Regions from separate parts of the Homo sapiens genome. Here region 1 is linked to region 2. Evidence: chromatin contacts called from ENCODE Hi-C or POLR2A ChIA-PET data. All regions are on one chromosome and are shown on one strand. Each heading gives the region's core, a stretch centred on a gene start or an enhancer-like site at or near the end of the contact. The rest is flanking DNA. Distances are from core to core; before and after follow the strand shown.

What was found. Hi-C counts contacts between places; a loop is a spot of excess contacts on that map. ChIA-PET counts read pairs that join two places held with the same protein, here RNA polymerase II (POLR2A).
Region 1: a map of Calu3 shows a loop between it and region 2 (2.3-fold over the local background). The contact joins two enhancer-like sites. A Hi-C loop is called at or near these places in 1 of 168 maps with a recorded cell type or tissue (Calu3). POLR2A ChIA-PET finds 5 or more read pairs at or near these places in 1 of 52 experiments (OCI-LY7).

What each region holds. Positions count from the first base shown.
Region 1 is chr5:124,886,596-124,889,605 of GRCh38, reverse strand. No RefSeq gene overlaps it. Among named protein-coding and RNA genes, the nearest start is that of ZNF608, 140 kb to the right of the region's middle. Within about 2 kb of position 1,270, at least 6 of the 41 ENCODE cell types and tissues checked have a DNase peak (open chromatin) inside an H3K27ac peak, as active enhancers do.
Region 2 is chr5:124,823,293-124,826,482 of GRCh38, reverse strand. No RefSeq gene overlaps it. Among named protein-coding and RNA genes, the nearest start is that of ZNF608, 78 kb to the right of the region's middle. Within about 2 kb of position 1,422, at least 2 of the 41 ENCODE cell types and tissues checked have a DNase peak (open chromatin) inside an H3K27ac peak, as active enhancers do.

The DNA.
Region 1 (3,010 bases), core at 21-2,520, 63 kb before region 2:
TTTTGCTTAGCCTTGACCAAACATAGAAGCTGACTGTGGATATGCAGTTATTTTTCCTCTTGGAAGACATGTTTTTTTATGCATGTGTAAGTAGAGTTAAGCTGAATCTAGAGAGCTGCTGCATGATAAGAGCTTGGTTTGAAAACATGTTGTGCAGCTGAATGACTTGAATAACAAAATCCCCGGCAGAGTGTTTCTGAGCTAACTGCATTTGCACTCTGCAAGGAGATCAATGCTTCCCCTCATTGATTTTCCTCAGTTGCAGAGCCAGGATTATGCACATTGTGAAGCTGTATTCCCAGATTCATCCCATCTGATTTTCTAGTCAGCACTAAAAAGGCATAGAGCTCAACTGTAAACTGAAGGTTATAAAAGTATAACTGTATCAAATTTGTACTTTCACTAAGGCTGCATGTTAAACAGAAGCACAATAATGTATTCCTAGTGCGATGGAAGGGCTGCATGGGACAAGACAGATTCTGTTTGTGCGCAGCTTCTAAATAAATGGCAGAGATGCCAAAGATAAATCTGAGATGCCTTGCATACGTTTGTGTAACTCCCAAGATATTTTCAAATGTGCTAGGGCTTCCTTTCTGGCGGACTTGAAATGCAAAGTAAGCATGTAAAGAAACGATTTCCTTCCTAAATTCAGGAATTGACTGTCATCTTTCTGAATTTGAAATTGCCCTAGAATTTATCACTGGAGAAGGTTAGTGGTTGGAAGGCTGTAAAAATCAAGGATCTAAAAAAAACATCAAGGATCCATTTCACTGTAAACAACTGGCAGCACTAAAAGTTGGTGAGTTTACTCTGCAGTTAACACAAAGTCTTGTCTTCCATAAAGTTGTGGAACATGTTATAATTCAGCTTAGCACTAACAGCCAATAGCAAAATGAAAGCACCCCCCAAAAAAGGTGACTTCAGCTCTTCCAAAATTTTCACCTTTATTATTTTTATATATCAAATAAGTATGCTGCTGTTAGTGAAGGATAAGAGGGGAAAGCTGACTCCTATATTAAATTTTCTCTTCCTCATTGCACTTTGAGGATAGAGAAGGTGTCACATTACAATGAGGATTTCAAATTTGCTTTTGAGAAAATTGTGTAAAATAAGCCATTTCCTACTAAGACTAGATAAATGATTACACAGCTGCTTGCCTTTCAAAGAGAATTTGCTCAGAATCTGGGCTTGCCACGGTGCTCACTTCATTATTAAAGAGTGCTGTCATATCTCACTCCCTGTGTCTGCTGGGGGCCGGGGCGCTCTCCCACACACCCACCCCTAGAGGCTGCTTTCGCTATAGAAACAAAGTCTGGAGACCAATGAAAGACAGACGTTTGGGCAGATCCATATCCAGGGTTAAGAATTTCCACTTCCTAGGCTTAACGTGTAAATTGAGCTGGTAGATCTACCCTAGTAGCTAAGAAATATAAACATGTTTCTAAGTTACCTAATCAGTGGACATTTTCCTGGTAAAAGATTAACCAAGCTGTGATCAGTTTCTCAGCAACTGAAGGTAAAAAGCAGATTCTGTATTCTAAATGTCAACACTTACCCCAAAGATTTTCTTCTTTCTTTAAATCATTCACATAGATTTTTTTTAAATCAAATGAATATTATTTCCCACTGTAAACTTAAATGAGACCAACCCACCCTTATAACCAACAAACATACCTTGGTCTGCTTTTATTTTTCTAGTCTGCCGTAAGCAAAATCGGCATTTATTTGCAGGCATTGGCAACTAAATGCATTTTTCCAGTTATTATTGTCATTCTTATCTACAAATGTCAGTGATATTTTCAATTAACTGTGATGTAGCATGAATTACACTAATATTTAAGTGATGGTCTTCTAAAGAGCATTAATTTTTTAATAAAAGTAACATATCTCTCTCATCCAGTAATTTTGAAATACTTGAAACTCAAGTTGGAATTGATTTTCTTGACTGTAAAGGAATGTTCCTAACCAGAGTACTTTCCTCTTGGAGTGTTCTCTTTAATGAAGTCTTACTTCTGAGAAAGTTGAGTTTTTATGAGTTGGTGCCCTTGCTTCAGTGATAGTAGTCTAAATAAATATTGTGAAGAAATTTGATAATGGGTAAGTAGCAGGAGACACCATTGTTTAACCTCCAAACTATGCTAGTAAGTAGGGTGATAGACTTGCCATGCTGAATAATGGAGCTGTTATTCTAGCCCAGTAGGATTGTTTCCAAAGGCCTGCAACAAGGATCTGCCAGGCCCTGGCTGTGTGTTGCCCTTGAGTGTGCTCGTAGTCTCCAGTATCAAGTAACGGCACATTTATCAAAGGAAATCACAATTTGGAAGAAAACCACATTTTCTACTCTTTCAAATAAGAAACATCCCTGTATGCTACTTTCATTTTTACTTGTTTTACCTAGGTGGAACAGAAGACTAATCTGGAAAAATAATTGTTAATAAAAAAACTACAACATTGAGAGAATTTCATTCCCTTGAAATATATACTTTTAAGGGGCCATTTTAATACTGCATGAAAAAAAGTATATTTTCTTTATAAACCCTGAACATGCTAATATATTATTATACACAGCATAAAGTTAAGGGTGTTTGAACAGTGAAAATAGAAAGCATTCATAGCTATTCAACCCTGAATACTTAGGACATTTCATTTCTTTTTACAGCAACCATATTCTGTCAATAAAAGATCAAATGCTTTTGGTTACTGGACTGAAAAAAATCAAATCCTCCAAACTTTTAGCACTTGACGTTCCCGGAGTATTTGCTCTCAGCTATAGCTCATTAAATGAGCTGATCCACCACTGAGTCTATAAATTGAAACAAAAGCAAAGAGCTCTTTTTTTTTTCTTTTTTCAAAGTAGATGGCACCAAACTGAAATGCACTTAAGTCTGGGCTTTTTATAAGTTCTTCTTACACATAGTGGGTATTCTGCAGAATAAATACATGTCATTAATCCAGCCATTTTTCAATACCAATCTGGTTGGGACGTCTCTGGGTTGGAGTGGTGGAACCA
Region 2 (3,190 bases), core at 173-2,672:
TCTCCATTTTTAAGTTAAACCAAGTCTATCAAAAATACAAGGTAGTCTTGGTCTCTCTCCTGTGCTCAAATAACTTGGCCTAATTATGTGGTTGGCTTTACAGACAACTGAAAAACCGTGTATAAAGATTATGCATTTACTTTTTTACAGAAAGTTGAATTGTATGTCTCTTACACTACTCTTGCCATACTCCATCTCTCTCATCACCCTTCCCAAGTCTAACTAGCAAAAAGTTAAGTTACATAAAGTAATATTTTAAAGCTAGTGGGTCTGTGCATTCTAAATACACAAGACACTGGAATGGCCTATCAGTTCCTCTTCTCCCTCCCCATCCCCCACTTTTATTTTACTCTTTTGAGAATCAGTGAGGCCACACTTACTGAGTGTTACTGAGGCTTTTCAGGCCACTTGAATATCTACATCATAGCAATATTGCACCTCAAAGAAACTGTTCTCAGCATAGATGGGAAAAAAATCACTCACTTGAGCAAATGATCGGACAAAATTGTACAAAAACATTTTTAAAACTGCTAGGGTTTGAACATTTATCCCCTCTAAAACCCACATGGAAATTTAATTCCCAATGTGGCAGTATTGACAGGTGGAAATTTTAAGTTGATTGGGTTATAAGGGCTCTGCCATCCTTAATGGATTAATCTATGTATGGATTAATGGGTTCATGGATTAATGGGTTATCACTGGAGTGGGACTGGTGGCTTTATAAAAAGAGGAAGAGAGACCTGAGCTAGCATGCTCAGCCGCCTCACCATGTGATGCCCTGCACCACCTGGGGACTCTGTAGAGAGTCCTAGCAGCAAGAAGGCTCTCGCCAGGTGCAGCCCCTAGATCTTGGACTTCTTGGCCTCCATAATTATAAGAAATAAATTCATTTTCTTTATAATTTACCTAGTTTCAGGTATTCTGTTATAAGCAACAGAAAGTGGAAGAAAATACAAACAGTTGCAAGCATAGATAGTAGTGGAAAGATATATCTTTGTGGTGAATATTTCCCCAATTCAATTCTCAATGACTTCACAATGTGAATGGGTGCTGTGTACTTCAGCTTCCGTGTTTAATGTGCTTATTTGTAAGATGTAAATCATATATACCTCATGGGAGTTGTTCGCAAAATTCAATAAAAATAACCTGTTTACCAAGCAGAGCCCCTACCATGCAGAAGATACTAAATCAGTTATTTTCCTCTCGTCCTCCTTAAAAATTAGTTTCAAAATCCATTTCAAATATTCAAAGCTACTTGTAGACTCCAAAATCTACATTTAAATCAAGAAAACACGGTAAAAAGGTGGTCAATAATGCTGACCCTTAATGAAAGTACCACACTGTTTTGAGAGTATAGATCCCCTCTTCATGGATTTTGTGTCTCATAGCTTCTTATTGCAAGTAAACAAGAGCCTTTTGTGGTAATCTCTCCCACGTGAGCAATGGGAACAGATTGTTTTCAATCTAACACAAACAAGAAATTGCTTAAGTAAAGGTAGTGACTGTATGAATCATAAACCACTTTCTCAGATAACAGCCATTATGTAAGTCTGTGGATAAATTTGACAATTTTTATTTCATTGCCTTTTGACAGCCCTTTAGAAGGGTTTAAGAGAACAAGATCTGACTACAGCTTTCAAAAATTCATCACTGAATATTTGTTACCCTTGCTCCCTGTGATAGCTGAAGAACTAAGATAATGCCCTTCAAATGGAGATAAATTACAATCTTTCAAAAGATTATCACGGGCTTAATCGAGTTTGCTCCAGCAGCTGAACAGCCTGTGACCTTGTTAGTTACACAACAAACATATCTGTTACTTTATGTTTCTATAGGTAGCGGGGTAGAACCTTTAAACTACATGTTTTCTGTATATAAAATGACAGATTTTTTTAGATAAAACAGAAGATGTTTTATTTTAAAAGAATATACCAAGCTACTTCATATATTTAGTGTAATTTTTTAATGATTTGTGTTGAAATAACTTCAGAATTACCAAAAAGTTGAGAAAATAATATAAAGACTATATGGATACCTCTCACTCAGATTCCTCAAATGTTAAAATTTTATAGATGTGTAGTGTGATTTAAAAGAGGACGATGATTCCTGATTCAGAAACAGGAGTCTTGTATAATTCTGTGATAACATATTATATGTCTAATAAAGGCATAGGGATTTCACATTGAAAATAATTTAGGAGAATGTTAGAGAATCCACATTCTCAATTTCTTTGAAAGAAATCAACTGACAACTTTTACATATAAATGTAACTAACTGCAGGTGTATGAACACATCCCAGCATATGGTCCAGTTTATGAAAACTACAATACTACATCTTGGGAAATTAAAGTACTTTTATCCTGAATATAATGTTACAAATAGCATGGAAATCAGCACTTCGGGTGTTCCAGGATGTCAGCACATCAGCAGTTATACCAGAGTGCCAGCCTTCAACAGAAGGGAGGGAGAGTTTGAATGGAATTAATTATTAAATGGTAACATTTAATCCTAGATCCTTATTATGAGTGCCAAGAGAAAACATCTGTGGGTGCTTAGAACAGACAGATTTGGAGCATCCATACAGATTCTGCTAGGTTTGATGAAACCTCCCAGGGAACAAGGTGATTTGGGAAGCTAAACATTTATTCTCCCACTTACACTCATAACCTCTCTGGAAATAGATGAGTCCGTGGTACCAAGAATGACTTTATGACTTACCCCATGTGGCAGAGAAGAAAAGGAAAGGCGCTTCCTTTCCACTTTTGCCGTGTCAGGGCTATTTGAAACGAGTTCAGTGTCCATGGAAGAAAACTAAATATCACTGTATTGGACAATCTAGCAGCAGCTGCCATCTGTATGACAATATCCATTTATTCTGTTCCCTGCCACCTCTTGCATCTCTGTTGCAGTGTTCTTTTGTAAGTGTTCCTGACATTTTGTTTATCTTTCTTTTAAACATTCTGCCAAGATTATGTCTGAAAATGAGGGGAAAAAAAACCCTCCATTTTTCACTTGCTAAATCTGTTACAAGGGAAACAATTCAGTGCCATTCTCAAAATACTAAGGAGCTTTCAAGATACTGAAAATTCTCCAGTAAGTTGCCAAGCAAAATCAGGGCTAGAGTATAAATGTGAAAGGGACAAATAAGTTCTCATACATGATGCTAGTTGGATGGGATCAAACTCTTAAT